Regions from separate parts of the Homo sapiens genome. Here region 1 is linked to region 2. Evidence: chromatin loops called from intact Hi-C (ENCODE). Cell type or tissue: MCF 10A. All regions are shown on one strand. Links, peaks and the distances in the headings refer to the core of each region. The heading gives the core; the rest is flanking DNA.

Region 1 (8,344 bases), core at 233-8,232, 840 kb before region 2:
TCAGGGAAGATACCTGTAAGTGTGACTGTCGAAGAAAGGGCAAATGCATGTATTATTATGTATTGCCAAACATACATAAAAGTCACAGCATTTTGCATTCTCACTGACAATTGATAAGAGTGTCAGTTTCTTTATGGCTTAACGTACAGGGCACATTGTCAAGCATTTGGATTTTTTGCTAAAACTTTGGGGTTTGTTTTTCATGCACTAGCTTTATCCAGAGTCAGCAGGAGGAGCAACACCTCTTAATTCAGGGGCGTGCTAGAGCTGGCCAAAATTGACTCACAGAGTTTGTTGTCAAAATTTCAGAAATTTTACACTAGTTGCTAACCACAGCCATCATTAAAATCAAGCTATATAAACGTATAATTAAATATTAAAAACAAAGGCAATAAATGCTAAAAAAAATCATGGCTTCCTAATGATTTTACTCTATTTACTACTATCTATGTCCTTGAGCTAATTTACTCCTTTGCCTGTAAGGTGGAAACACGGGGTGAGAACCTACACACCTCTTTTCAATTATGCACTCAGGAACTTCACATTGGTAGCCTGAAACAAGCCATGGTGGGACTATTTACACCATGGAAATCGGCAAACACAACAAACCCAGGCTGTTTTCTTCTTTCCCAGAGAGCCGATTGTTAGCATTTACCAGCACACCACCGAACACTACTGAGGTTCTCACACAAAAAAAACTTCAGGGGAAGAATCTTTCCAAAGGTCCTCTATCTCAGAAAAAACAAAAAAAGCCCCACAAAAACAAAAAAACAAAATATTTCAACACCCAACATCTGATTAAAAAAAAAAATTAATGTGGGTGGGGTATGAGGCTTGTCAACTGTTTTCAGAGGTCTCCTTGATGAAGGCTGCATGTGGTCTAGCACTTCCTTTGGAAGGTGTTATCTCTTATCCCCTAGGTCTTCGGATGAAACTCACATTTAAAAGGCTGTTATATGAAAAGGACTACAGATGCTATTATGTTCATGTTGCATAATATGAACAATTTTAATTTGCATGTTTAATTCCATACAAAAATTGGCATAATCTGAAAGTCAATGAATATTAGAATTATGCCAACTGTTCCCTATTAATCAATTTTATGTGTGAATTCAACCTAAAACCCTCAACAGTTCTATTTTAGGCATATTGATAATACTGACCAAGCCTAAGTGCTCCAAATTTATTATACCTACTCATATTTATATCTGATTGCATTTGTATGTGCTTTAAAGGCATCATTTCCACTTTCGACATTCAACTCAGCTCAACCACATCAAATGCTAGTTTCAGGAGTCCATGTTCAGAGGTAATATTTTGTGCATATTGTAATAGCTGTATCATGCTGTCATGGCATGGATATTAGTTATTTCTATGGATAAATACCATATAAACTTAGAACATGGACCTGAGAAGCAAGAAATATATTAATAAATAATTTTAAATTTTAGATAAAATAACCCAAACCAGTGGACGTTATAGGGAAGAAAATGAAATCTGCAGGAAGATAAAATCAGAGGAGGAGGAATAATATAAGTTTAAATTAAAAAGGAATAAACATAATAAGAGTGACTTTGAAGTCCTTACCCTAGCATCCATGAAATAGGTGAGGGTCAGTTTTTAGGGTTTAGGAAGTCTGTGAATCTCCTGAAATTGTTCAAATATATGTGTTAATGTAATACCATGAATTTTTCAGAAGAGATTTTTCTTTGTTTTCACTGGATTCTCAGAGGGACTCCAATGACTCCCCAGTAGAAAGAGCCATGGTTTACTACCAATAGCATCACATTAAGACTTCTGAAATCTGAACTACTAAGTCATTCTTTAAATTGAACTATTCCCTTTAACCTCTCAGGCACCCGTGTTTTCACTTATGACCCAGTGTGAGCTCTAAGTTACCATCGTCCCATGGCATGCACAGGGTTGGGGCTTAGGGAGAAAATTAAGTTACACTATTCTTTTCCTGCAGAGTGTGGAATCATATGAAACATAAAACATGTGAGTAAAACAGATGGAAACCAAATTTCAATTTCATGAAAGCTGGATTGGAGAATATGATTTAGATCTACAGCCAAATGTACTTCATTTTACTGCTTTTCTGCTTGGTACATTAATATACCCACCAGAAAAGATATTTTACCCCTCTATAAACTTACTGCCTGGAGGAGCAGAGAATGTATGCATCCTGAGGGCACACTTTCCACAAAAGAGCAACTAGAAGGTACTGAACCAAGTGTCTTCAGGCCCTTTTAAAAAACAGCACCAAAAAGATAAATGAGACAGTTGATAGAGACTATTCTTTTCTTGGATGGTGGCGAGTGGGGAGGCATCAGTTTCTTGCTTTAGGAGACAAGGTGGCAATGCCAGGAGGAGTAAAAAAAGCACTGCCCTATAGACAGATGCCTCTTGGGCATACAAACCCAAAAGGCTGTCTAACAGAATAGCTTGAAAAAAGTCATTTGAGGCAGCTGAATGTGGGACATTTTATGCAAGTCTAAGAAAGTTTAATTTGATCAAACATAAGATGGTTACTTATTTTTTAAAATAAAACTTGATGTAACAAGAAGTGTTTTAGGTAGATTAAACTGTGACAATATTATACAATGTATTAGAGTAGTAACAATAGAAAGAAACAGGCACCAGGTGATAAAATTCATGATGTTAGATTCAAAGGTTTTAAATTTTTGGCAGCAGAAATTAAGATAATTATGGTGATTCCTTGAATGCAAAGAGTAAGAGAGTTACAGAGTGAGAAGAATCAAATGCTTCAGTCTTTAGACTATAAGGATTGAATAGCTGAGAAAGAAAGCTTTTGGGGATAGTGACCAACGATGAGAGGTTTTAATATTTCCATTTTTATTCGCTAAATTAAATTGGTGAATTGAGGTGAGTAACACATATTTTGCAAGTAATGAAACTGAAGCTAATATTAGTTACTACCTATGCAACATTATATTTTAATTTGGGATTTCCAAGTCAGCTCAGGACTCTGTGATTTATTTATTATTTATGCATTGATTGAAATTTATGATTTTTTTTTTTTTTTTGAGACAGAGTCTTACTCTGTCAGCCAGGCTGGAGTGCAGTGGCAGGATCTCAGCTCACTGCAACCTCTGTATCCCAGGCTCAAGCAATTCTCCTGCCTCAGCCTCCCAAGTAGCTGGGATTACAGGCGTGTGCCACCATGCCTGGCTAATTTTTGTATTTTTAGCCGAGATGGGGTTTCACCATGTTGGCCAGACTGGTCTCGAACTCCTGACCTCAGGTAATCCACCCGCCTCTGCCTCCCAAAGTGCTGGGATTACAGGCGTGAGCCACCTCGCATGGCCGAAATTTATGATACTTTACTAGCCATATGACAGTTGCCAATTTATGGCTTCTGCTCCACATTCACCCTTCAATTACCTTCTCCACTGTAATGAAGCATTTCTTTGCAGCAAGTACAATATCAAGCTTTGCCAGTAGAGGGAGCTGGAGGGAGATTGGAGAAAGAGAGAGCTTCCTAGTTCCACAGCTGCTGCTGCGGCTGGTGGTGTGCTGCTTTTCCATGGATTTATCAGCAGTATGTGTGTATATACTGGGATGGGGGTGCATTCAGTGATGCTCTACTCTTGCTGTGTGTCCAGACTGCACAATCATTTTGAAAAGTCCCAACTTGACTCTAGCCTGGTGACCACCTTACATGAACACCATGCACCCAAGACCTCCCAATGATGCCTTGCTGGTGACTGGGCTTTTCACTCCCTGACACACCCTTCGTACATTCACCTGCCAGCCTTAACCTCTGTGCAGTTTCTCTAGTGCTGGTCTCCTGCAGATGCTTTCTCCAGAGATCAGCTGTCGTAGCAGCGTAGTTTTCTCTAACCCTGGGATCCTTCAGGGTACATAAATTTTGCAATAGCACAGCTTTCTCCAGCTCTGGCTTCCTGAGGAGTTACCAGAGTAAGGGATTTTTCTTGCACTGGGCTCCTAAGGGCATGATTCCAGAAGTGTTCAGTGGCCAACAGAACCTCTTGGCACCTTAGAGGGCAGATTTTCAGCAAGAACCACTGGTGAGGTCCTTAAGGACTTCCCAGTATTCAGAGAGGTATGCATTTCAGGCTTGGAGGAGCCCTTCTGTGAGTTCCCTAGTCTTAAGGACATTGGTTTTCCCTTATATCTGTTGCTGTTGTGTTCTTAAGAATCCTCTTTAACTCTCACTAGCCAATTTTCCATTATTCCAATTCCATGCTAATAATTCTACGTTAAACTTTTCTTGCTCAGATTACTGTGTGGTTTCTGTCTGCTACCCGGACCCTAAGTGACAAACAGAGGCACTGACCTTGCAACCTCACTCATCTTTTATCATCCTCTGTCAGTGGCCATTCTGTTTTTCTGTATAAGATTGATTTTACTTTATAATGAGCTCTCCATACCTGAAAAAGAATAAGTGACTTTATTCTGAATTATGTAGATCCTGGAGATCCAACTCATTTATGGAGAATAGTTTCAAGCTGCTGACTTGAGTAGGAGAATTCTTCATGGAATAGAGCAAGAAATAGTGGATCTCAAAGGCAGGAATCTGACTTTTCCTTTGTCAGCAGGCAACTGGCACCAGCTTTTGTCTTTCTTTTCTCTATTTTCTCCTTTCTCGTTTTTATCGCGAGTAGGAAGGAACTGAAAGAATACTACAGGATTGGAATTAGACTGCATGGGACTGGGGGGATAGAATTAATTATGGCAAGCAGAATATTGCTGTTTTTTACGCAAATTCGAATTACTCCAATCAGAAATTGTGACCCGGAAGTGTGGGGTCCTAGGTTCTTATCTTCTGAGAGGAAAGAACTCAACCAAGAGACATGCAGTGATAGTTAAGCATTAGTAAAGTTTATTTAAAATGACAGGACCCCCTGAAATCTGGGTCAGAGTGGGCTGCTTGAGAATAAGACAGCCCAAATTATCACTGTGGAAGCTCCCTTATGGGAGTTTTACATGATTATTCATGAAAGGGGCATGAAGGGATGTTACTAGCAAGCATGTTTTGAGTGGTCCCTGAGATGTGCTTGTGCTGTGGCTGTACATGCCAGTACATATGTCAGTTGTCTCATTAGCATTTTAAATCTTCACCCAGGGGTGTGTTTTTTACTATTTTAATGAGCAAAAGGTTACTTTTAGGGTGAGCCAAATCAAAGTGCACATGCTTGCTACTGGGAAAAGTCCCTACTGAAGTCATTTCCTGCTAGGGCTGGATGAGCTTAACCCCAAGTTCAGATGTGGACATTGTTTTCTTCTGATTGCTAGTGGGGCAAGGTTTCCAGAGCTTGCTTCCTCTGAGACTGCCTTTCCTGCTCATGTTTGTCTGTCTACCTACTCTAACAAGGTTGGTAAGATAAACCCCCAGTGAGATTGCCTAAAAATGAATATGGGGGCACTTAATTGGCAAGCCAGTCTTCTCTTTTTTCCCTTCCATTTCCATACCCCACCACATCCTCTAAGCACTCAGTGTCTTCCGGGTGCTCAAATCTTTCAACACCATTCTGGTCTACTCATCCCTCTTGAAGTAATTTATTCTCCATGATGAATTTTCCTACTTCTTTTCACATCAATAAAAACTCCCAAGTATTGAGCTTGAATTAGCGTAGTGCTTTTTAACATTAATGAGTGAATAGAGCCTATACTTAATACCCTCAAAGTGGAGGTTTTCACCCAAATTAATCTTAATTGGTGGAATTTGGTAAGGGAGACAGTAGTAGGAATATACTGTTGAGAAGCGACCTGGTGATGTTTTTTGCTAGAAGCACAACATTTAGACTAGACTATGAATAGAAGCTCAACATTTAGGTTGAGCAAAAAACATCTCCTCCTTCTTCATCATACCCAGGCTGGATTTCTGAGGGAAAAAAACAAATCCATGAAAATTATTGGTAATTAGCTTGGAGCTGCATGCCACTAAAGCCCTTAGTAGTTACATGAGCAAATAAATGATACTATGATCCTTAGTAGTTACATGAGCAAATAAATGATGCTATGATACTATCATGCTTGGCTTGACAAAAAGAACACTAGAAATTATGAATTTTTAGGACATCTTTTGAGTTATGCATTTGACAAACATTTCTTCTGACAATCTTATTTATCATGCCAAGTTGGTAGATTCAAGTAATTATTTCTCTTTTCTTCGTACAATAAAGTAGTCAAAGAGTTAACTATGCTGCTCCAGATCATGGTCTATGAGGGTATCAAAAATGACTAGAATCTTCAGTCTTTCTATTTGATCACATTACTTTCTATCAGGGGATTTTACTTGGAATTTTTCACATGTGCAACCCATTTTTAAACTTGCAGGTTGGATTTGTGAACTAAGAAAAATAATAATTTGCATGGAAGAGATTTCAAATGCCTGTTGATGGGAAGAATTGCCTTAAAGTGGCATAGAGGATCTCAAGAGGGTTTCAAAGTCACATCACAAGGTGTTTTGATTCTTCTGAACATCAAATAATTTTCACAAAAAGAACATACTTTCAATCTGAAGGTAAAAGAAAGGAAGACAAAAAGCAAGGACTATTAGCAGAGCCTGCTCTAAAAGATGTTGAAAACAATAATAACAGAAAGATGGATTCATTCCGAATGTTTTAATCTGTATTTTAATATAATTGCACAGTGATTTCTCTCCTTATGTTGATTTGGCATATCCAAATTAACCAGGAGTTGGTTTTCTAATTACATACTTGAGGTTTAGAAGAGTGGTGTATATTGAAAAATTAAACAGCAAAATTTTCTAGCACCTTATACATTTGGATTTGCTAAATTAGTCCTGATTGGTTTTTTAAGAAATTCATTTTTATGAAGCAGTGTAGGATGGTTGATCAGTTAAGTTTTCTTCAGGCACAGATAAATAAGAAGCAGTGATTCCTTCATTCATTTATTCATGTATTAATTCTGGAATATCATATGGACATAGAAGAAAAGTGATCATATAACTTATTTCATCAGGCTTTTTATTTTTATTTTTCTTCCTTTTCTTAATTATATGTACATACTTTCCATAGAGTGGGGAATAAGCCTAATAAAGATTTAGGGGCTCAATACATCACTGAAGTTGTTAGGAGTCCAGTGGTCTGAAGCATAGCAAGAAATACTCTTACAGAATAAAAGACAAATTATTGCATTTTGTACTTTCCACCACTAAAATGGACCGATGGAGTTTTTGTTTGTTTTGAGACGGTGTTTCCCTCTGTCGCCCAGGCTGGCGTGCAGTGGCACGATCTCGGCTCACTGCAAACTCTGCCTCCCGGGTTCACGCTATTCTCCCACCTCAGCCTCCCGAGTAGCTGGGACTACAGGCACCCACCACCACGCCCTGCTAATTTTGTTTTTGTATTTTTAGTAGAGACAGGGTTTCACCGTGTTAGCCAGGATGGTCTGGATCTCCTGCCCTCGTGATCCACCCTCCTCGGCCTCCCAAAGTGCTGGGATTACGGGCGTGAGCCACTGTGCCTGGCCCTGATGGAGTTTTTGTTTTGTTTTTTTTTTTGTTTTCCATTCTGGGGGTAGCTTATTATTCCATACTTGGAAATACACCTTTAAGTCATGTAGTAAGTTAAAAGGACGGCTTCCTGCTTTAGTAATGTCTACAGCAGAAAAGAAGTCTGTGTCAGGTCCAGGCTGCAACACCAGTAATGCTACTACTTGGATGACATTGAGAGGTGAAGCCAGCTGAGCTTCTGGGTGGAGTGGGTACTTGGAGAACATTTCTGTCTAGGTAGAGGATTGTAAATGCACCAGTCAGCACTCTGTAAAAACGCACTAATCAGTGCTCTGTGGCTAGCTAAAGGATGGTAAATGCACCAATCAGCACTCTGTAAAAACGCACCAATCAGCACTCTGTGCCTAGCTAAAGGATTGTGAAGGCACCAGTCAGCACTCTGTAAAATGGACCAATCAGCACTCTGTAAAATGGACCAATCAGCACTCTGTAAAATGGACCAATCAGCAGGATGTGGGTGGGGCCAAATAAGGGAATAAAATTTGGCCATAGAGCCTGCTGTGGCAACCCACTAGGGTCCCCTTCCACACTGTGGTTGTTTTGTTCTTTCACTCTTCACAATAAATCTTGCTGTCGCTCACTCTGGGTCTGCACTATCTTTAAGAGCTGTAACATTCACTGCAACGGTCTGCAGATGAGGGTCTGTGGCTTCAGTCATCGAGGCCACGAACCCACTGGGAGGAACAAACAACTCTGGCGGTGCCACCTTTGAGAGATGCAACACTCACTGCGAAGGTCTGCAGCTTCATTCCTGAAGTCTGCAAGACCACGAACCCACTGGAAGGAAGAAACTCTGGACACATCTGAACATCTGAAGGA
Region 2 (8,344 bases), core at 306-8,305:
GGTTAGCCATATGCAGAAGATTGAATATTGACCCCTTCCTCACACCATGTACAAAAATCAATGAAAGACAGGTTAAAGACTTAAATGTAAAAGCCAAAACTATAAAAACCATGGAAGACAACCTAGCAATACCATTCTGGATATAGGAACTAGCAGAGATTGATGACAAAGATGCTAAAAGCAATCTCAACAAAAGCAGAAGTTGACAAATGAGATCTAATTAAACTTAACAGCTTCTGCACTGCAAAAGAAACTGTCAAAAGAGTAAACAGACAACCTACAGAATGGGAGAAAATATTTGGAAACTATGCATCCGAAAAAGGTCTAAAATCCAGCATCTATACGGAACTTAAACAAATTTACAAGAAAAAACACCACCATTAAAAAGTGGGCAAGTGACAGGAACAGACACTTTTCAAAAGAGGACATACATGAGGCCAATAAGCAGATGAAAAAAACTCAATATCACTGATCATTAAAGAAATGCAAATCAAAACCATAAAGAGATACTATCTCACACTGGTCAGAATGGCTATTATTAAAAAGTCAAAAAACAAATGCTGGCGAGGTTGCAGAGAAAAGGGAATGCTAATACACTGTTGCTGGGAGTGTAAACTAGTTCAATCATTGTGAAAAGCAGTGTGATGATTCCTTAAAGAGCTAAAAACAGAACTACCATTTGTTCCAGCAATCCCATTGCTAGTGTATACCCAATGGAATACAAATCGTTCTACCATAAAGACCCACGCATGCAAACGTTCATTGCAGCACTATTCACAATTGCAAAGACATGAAATCAACCTAAATGTCCCTCAATGGCATTCAACCTAAATGAAATCAACCTAAATGTCCATCAAATGTCCAAAATGTGGTACATGTACACCATGGAATACTATGCAGCTATAAAAAAGAAAGAAATCAAGTCCTTTACAGGAACATGGATGGAGCCAAAGGCCATTAGCAAACTAACACAGGATCAGAAAATGAAATACCTCATGTTCTCACTTATAAGTGGGAGCTAAACGATGAAAACACATGGATAAATACAGAGGCGAATGAAAGACACTGGGGCCTACTTGGGAGTCGAGGGTTGGAGGAGAGAGAGGATCAGAAACAATAACTATTGGGTACCTGGGTGGTGAAATAATCTGTACAACAAACCCCCATGACGCAAGTTTACCTACGTAAGAAACCTGCACGTGGACCCCTGAACCTGAAATAAAAGTTAAAAAAAAAAAACCTCAAATACTTCATGAAAATCTTGTTTAAAATAGAAACCAAATTTTATTCTTGTCTTATTGTATTTAATATTAAAGCTAATTTTAAAAATAAAATATTAGAAAAAAGGAGCATTCACTCACACCTTTTGCAAATTTACTAAATATTAAGGTAAATAGTATTTAACAGACACTGTCGAGGGCCCTGGGAATAAAAAGATGAATGAGGAAAAGATAACTAGGAAAGTATCCAGTCTAGTGGGAAGACAGGGATGTGTGCAGATCATTAAAATCAACTGCATTAAGTGATCTCTAACGTATTAAAGTGTTCATAGAACATCAAAGGAGTCAGGGAGTAGTTGGAAGAAGAGAAAGAATCTCTGAGTGACAGTGCAGGACACTAGGTGCATATAGTTCAGGCCTCAGAATATAAATGGCTTTTGCAGGGTGCTTAGAATGGAAGAAACATTCCTTCATCCATCAGAGATGTGTATGCGGTAACTTGCACAAGTATCAGGGGATCCCAGAACTTTAGTTTAGTATGGCAAAATAAGTAGATTGCACTCCTAAAAAATAAAAATAAAAACTCATTGATTTCCCTTTTATCTTAAAAGAAGGAAAGGCAGGGTGATGTTGGCTTTTTATCCAAGTAGTAGGATCCTGGGTAGTGTGTTTACTCTCTATATAGGCTTATCGGTGATTAGAAATACCATTGAACGAAATCGGCATGTCTGTGAGGGTTATGTACGATACCGATTTATTGAATAGATTTAAAATAATGACCCAGTGTTTACACTGAGGGATTTTTCTTCTCTGAGTTAACTAAAATTATGGTCTACCAAAGCCCACTAGGAGAATTCTTGACTGTTGAGACTATGTATTTTAATGCAGCATTAGCCAGGAAAGACCTAGTTATCTGGTCAACCAACAAAATGATCTTTATCTCCATGTTAATAAATGTAAATAATTATTCTACCATTTGGTAATGTCAGGATGGCTATGGCTTTTCGTCCCAAGGGGTTTTGGTTCCAGTGCCAAATGTAGCTCTATAAACTGTGCAGAAGCAAATTTAGGTCACGATCAATACAAGCAATTAAGCCTTTGCAAAAGTGGCTAAGCCTTTGAATTCATTTAATTATGTTAGACCCAATGTAGGAAAAGAAAATGTTTCCTTTTTTCTTAAAGTTTATCCAGAATTTTTTCAAATATTTAACGCTCTTCTTTCTGCAGTACAGATTTGCTTTGCGTAAACTGGCTCTATTAATCTAAAAATAGACTGCTTGTAGAATATTATTAACTTTCCTGCGTGGGCATTATGCACATTCTGTACCATCACTCTCTGCAACAAGATGAGAAAATACCCTCGGGTCTGTCTTTTTACTGGGAAAGCTTTCTGGAAAAATAAAATGAAAAGGCTACTTAGGCCATATTTGATGTGAAGGAAAAGTACAGTATTTTCAGATGTTAGTTTTAGACCAAGAGGGAGAATTAATTTATAGGTATGACTAATGCTCAGTCTTGTTAAAGAAATGATTGTGCATGAAACCCAGGTAAAGATTATCTGACGTCTTCCAAGGAAACCTACATGGCAATTAATTCTTCGTAGCTTCTAGCAGAAAGGTTGGAATCCATGACTCTTCCCTTTCCAGAGGAAAGAGGAAATGGATGACTCAAAGGAGCCACATAATTTAAAAAAGAAAAGGAAAATGTACAAAGGTCAAGAAACAAGGTCAAAAGTTTAAGAAAGTTAAATTATAGTGCAAAAGGTAATTTTGTCAATAAAGTGGCTTGTACCTTCAAATAATTTTTTGATTTTTTGAAATGCCTACTTTTGATAGACATATATAGAGAGAAATAATATACAATGAAATGTTCCCTTTAGTCTGCTTCTTCTCATGTAATCTATGAAATCCTGGTATATCTCTCTTCTTTCTAAATATTTCTTATTTCTTCAGTTAGCCTCTCACATTGTCAGTTAAGTCATTTTATTTTGCACTAGAGTTAAACTCGTCTATTTTTCTTAAATCTCAATTAGGGAAAATGGTTTGCCTGGTAGTCATCAAGCTATGCACAAAAAGGACTGACAGTTTTCAGTATGACTTGTATATTTAATTTTCTTGCATATTCAAAATGCCAAGAATTTGATTTAATGTATTTTCTTCCTAAAAAGCTGTTTTGTTCACATATTTTTTCTTTTGGTTTCTGATGGTCTGTTTTGGTAGCTCATGTTTCTGTAACCATCAGTCATTGGCCTACCTTTGAAATAATAGGGACATGTTTATAATTGCCATTTTAAGGAGCCCAGCTATGATTACCCTTATCTGAAATGTGTTCCTTCCTTGTTCACAATCTCCTGCAAACATTGTTTTCTTCCTCTCTACCCTTATGAAGTGAATTCGGTGTTATCAACTATTGACAGACAACAGCTTCATTAAGGGCAGCACATTATTATTTCACTTGATTCTACCTGTCCATGGTCCAGCATTTCTAAAACCCAACTATCCTTTGTAGGTGCTAGTGTGGTGGCAACATTTAATAACCAGTGTAGGGGAAGAAGAATAATTATTATCTCAACCCTGATAAGTTTTAAGTTGGAATGGACCCCATAGCAAAAGACACTTTAAAAAGAGAAAAACAAACAGAAGTTTATTAATATGTTTATTTAATACACGCATGGAAGATACCTAGGGAATGAGTAATTTTCAAAGAGGTGGCTTGAATTCCAACTTATGTGGGATCTTCTACAAAGAACAGTCAATGCTTAGAGAAGTGACAAGACAAAAAAAATAAAAAATAAAAAGACTTTGTATCTCTAGGGGCCACAAGGTGGGGGAAGGAAAATAACTGGCAGAGAAAGGCTGGTTTGCAAAGCTTGCTAACGTAGTTTCCTCTGGTGCCATCTTCCGGCCCGTAAGGGTGAAAAACTCTCTTCAGTGGTTAACCTTTGTTCTTTCAGAGAGGGGAGGTGAAATAGCTTTTGTCTTTGTAAATTTACATCCCAATTTTAGGCAAATAGAGAGAGGGCAAAGAGCCTTCCTGCTTCTGCTTGTTCTTAATTCCTTCAGCCCAATCAGACTTCTGCCAAAGAGGCACATTTGGGTGTAGCGTATTCTGGTTTCCCATACCTGCTGTCAGAAAAAAGGTTGGTAATATTTGCCAGTTTCTGCAGTGCATGCACTTTTTCCACGGCTAGCTTCAAGCTACCAGCAAGTCTTTCCCGACTCCTGCTTTGGAAAGATGGGTATGGTCTCCCTAGCCAGTCCCCACCATGCCAACTGAAAAATAGGCTGGAGCAGGGGGATCTGCAAATCGCTATCATCTTCTCTTTAATTGAGTGCACTTAGTGCTACAGATTGGAATACATATGTTGCTACTGGTGTTTCTTCTAATGGAAGAAAACAGCTCCCATATTTATTAGTAGTACTGCTATTACTTTCTCAGTAAGGGCTCCCCTAATTTCTTTTTTTGGAGCAAACAAAACATTATCTACCGAAAGCTGTAGATGTGTTTGTTGATGAGTACCATACATAAATACAGCCCATGTGAGAAGTGAGAATGTCAAAATACCAGACACTTTAAAAAAAAAAGAAGAAATCCAAAGACACTTAAAGGAACAATAAAGGAAAGAAATTAAAGGTTGATTGTCGTCCAGATATAGTGGTACTTACTTGAAAATGTGTCCTTGAAAGTCTATTAAAAGATCAGACACAGGAGCTTTCGGTTTTGTTACGAATAAGAGTGTTTTCAACCAAGATAGTAGTGCTTCTCCTTGTTCACAGAGGTATTGACTCCTATCACGGGTAGCTCCTGCTGCATTTTCTCCTTTATACTGCCGCAGTATATATTTCAACCACCTGTGAAATTAAAAAATGTCCCTGTAGCAGTTGGATTCGGTTTGTTAGTCCATGTCTTATCAAAAACTGTTTAAATGTATCTCTGGTGACATTTCAATGATAATTAAAAGCAAGATTCCAAGTTTCAGGAGGGAAGCATATTTTCAGTTACATCTTAACTCATCCAGTGTAACTCTGCCAAGAAATGAGTTCATCACATGAAATAACAGGAGTCTAATTCTTCCCATAATCTTTCATTTTAACATTTCATTTATAAACAACCAAGATGAGAAGATGGATGTGATCAAAGGACTCTATTTTATAAAAGAGATGTGAAAAATCCTAGACGTAAATCACCTTACTAAGTTAGGTCAAATAGTCAAGAAAATGTGAGACACTCTTATCTAACTTGGGCACTAAAAGAATATTATTTTATTTTTGCTCAAACCCATCAGTATCTCTGTCCATTAGTAGAAGTCCTTGGTGCCTGGACCTCTGAGCAGCTTCCTGACTGATCCCTCTGTCTCCAGCCTGGCCTTCTTTCTAGACTTCACTGGACACCCTTGTAGTTGTCATCTTCCACAAGCAGAGCTCTGAACATTTGACTTCCCAGCAAATCTTTACTGAAAGCCAGTTTCTCCATTACTTCCTCCTGGTTAGAAGTGATTTTCCCTACCTCTGAGCATATGATAAAATTTTGTAAACCTTCCCCATCTAAAGAATATTATATGTGTGTGAGAAACGGAACACAAATGATAGAGCAAAGTGGTGAAATGTTAATACTAGGTGAGCCTGGGTGAAAGTTGTATGCATATTCTTTGTACTAGTATTGAAACTTTTTGTATTTAATATTTATTTCAAACTACTTTTTAAAAACCTTCAACATCAGATCCCAGTTTATTAAACTCAATAATAATTCTCCCATCGGTGCCACCTGCTCCAGTTACCCCAGGTGATGATGGTATTGGCTCTAAATTAAGCCTTGCAAGATGTGCAGTTCCTGATAGAGCAACACAAAGGGCAATGTCAAATGTGTGGAATTTTGGGAAAGTGTAATGTCTTTGGGGTGACTGGCCACCTCTCCCATTTTGTTTGGGACTGAGTAAAAGTAGTAAAGTCCCAGACAAACCCAGATGAGTTAGTCACCCTCCTTTGTGGGACTCTGCTGGATGAGTGTAACTGAAGCCAAACACTAGTGTCAGGAGTGCTGGGGAACAATCCAAACAAGAACACCTCTGTTTCATTCTGTGTGAAGTAGGAAACCTGATAAGCCCTTTCAACTACAAAGGGAGAGAGTCGTATTATGAAAAGTGTAAGTTGTGTTCAAAGAAAATTCATCTTTGATGCACGCATGATTGTGAAGAGAGGGAGATCACGAGGGAGATCCATGTTGCTGTGTTATTTGAGGATTTCCATTGCCTGTCAGTAAAGTCCAAATTCCTTAGCTCAGAATAGAAGACTTATTTATAAGGACTACCATGTATCCAGGGCAATATAAATGACTTTCACTCACCCCAAAACAACTGATAAAGTTCATGCCATTATGCCCAATTTGAAAAATACAGACACTGAAGATCAGAGAGGTAAAGTGCCTTCCCCAAGGGACGCAGCCGAGATTTAATGGCTCGATAAGTGTTGAGTGAGGTTACTGGGAGAAGATTTCAAGTTGCCAGAAGTTTTGATTCTAGGATTCATGTACTTAAAATAGAAGAAAGAGCTTTCTTTTCATTTTATTACAAATAAACTTATTGAGACACTAAAGCACATAGGATATGTGTGAGGCTTTAAGAGGCTACAATTTGGGCCTAAATGTGAGAGTCTAGGATAACATACTTCTCATAACCAGCTGTGTGACCTTGAATAAGTTACTCTGTGTCTCAGTTTCCTCATCTCATAGAATGATGATAGTATGTCTTATAATTAATGTAAGACACTTATCACAGTGCGTGGTACTCAATAGGCACTGAATCAATAAGAACAATAATAACAAAAGGCATCATGACTATTTTAATGTTGAAAGGAAATGGTCTTAAGTTAGGAACTTAAATGTAAGCAGAAACTAGCTCTATTTTATTGAATAGGGAGCATTTCTGCCTATGAGCATCATTAGGGCCTTTACTTTTGACAGCTGTTACAGTTGCCGGTGTCATTTAGCAGAATGCAGGGCACCCTCAGATGATTCCTATGAACAATGGTGACTTTCACTTATCACGTGGTGACATTTTGATGTTTCATAATCCTCATCAGTTTGAAGGTTACAAAAAAAAGAGGTACAGACTTATCCAATAAATAAAAACCGTATTTCTTTGTCTTAAGCTTAAAGGGCAGAGTTGCATTTTAATCTCTGCTTTGTTGTCCTGCGAAGGAGCTACCTTTACACAAATTGCTCTCAACATGTAAATGTTTTATTGTTTTAGGATAGGAATCATGTTCCTAGCATACTGTGATTTTTACACTAAACACATAATTTTCCTTGCAATGGGTGGGTTTATTATAAATAAAAATGTTATGAATAATGTTCTATTTCAAGATAATCTAGCATCATATATGTAATCATTTTCAGTAGATATTAGTTTAGACATTTCTATATTGCATACTCTTTATAACAATATGTTCATACTCTAAAATGTAATATGAAAGTACATTGACCTTAATATATACTTACTATTTATTATTTAAGTTACATGAGATTTATCAAGCTCTGTATATTTTAAGATTCTTGGAAAAAGCTCTTGGAATGTTTTCATAATATAAAATATGACTATAAAAAGCATGTCCTTTACAGTCAGTATAAAATAATATCATTCTAAACTCTAGTGAGTGTCATTGGTTAATATGCAAAGAAATGGGTATGAAAAAATATTTACTGAACCATATACTAAACAGACATTTAAAGAGCACCTTATTCTATTTCTGAAGCACCATACTAGTCACTATGAGATACACAAAGATAAATAAGGTTTAGTGTCTGACCTTAAGATTATTCATACTGGAAACTAAGAAAAGTATGCAAAAAATTATAAAACAAACTATGATGTGTTCTAAAACATGTTTTAGAATCAAGTAAGCAGAGATAAAAAAAAATATATAGTGGTGTGTGCTTATAGTTCCATCTAGGGAGGCCGAGGCAGGAGGATCCCTTAGGCTGAGAAGTTTGAGTTCAGCTTGGGCAACATATGGAGACCCCTATCTCTAATGTGTGTGTGTGTGTGTGTGTGTGTGTGTGTGTGTGTGTGTGTGTGTGTGTGTTTATTCCAGGACCCGTAGGATTTCTACAGGTAGAGATAAGGAAGA

The links. A loop is a pair of places that touch in the nucleus more often than their neighbours do. Peaks named below come from ENCODE experiments on the same cell type or tissue, not always from the same donor. Only the 100,000 strongest peaks of a DNase experiment are listed, where the experiment ranks them.
Region 1: it touches region 2 in a loop (9-fold over the local background); 3 of 110 quality-filtered maps call a loop at or near these places.

Annotation. Positions count from the first base shown.
Region 1 is chr18:5,018,628-5,026,971 of GRCh38, reverse strand. No RefSeq gene overlaps it. Among named protein-coding and RNA genes, the nearest start is that of LINC01892, 58 kb to the left of the region's middle. In MCF 10A, for the core only: a CTCF peak has its summit at 3,461 (motif pointing right); no DNase peak of the experiment used is centred there.
Region 2 is chr18:4,178,158-4,186,501 of GRCh38, reverse strand. The region is part of intron 1 of DLGAP1 (DLG associated protein 1); the gene reads left to right. LOC124904239 (a long non-coding RNA gene) reads right to left here and starts at 5,342. Exons shown (of 2, transcript XR_007066271.1): 1 at 4,886-5,342; 2 at 1-4,345. RefSeq lists an enhancer at 3,979-4,273. In MCF 10A, for the core only: a CTCF peak has its summit at 4,099 (motif pointing left); no DNase peak of the experiment used is centred there.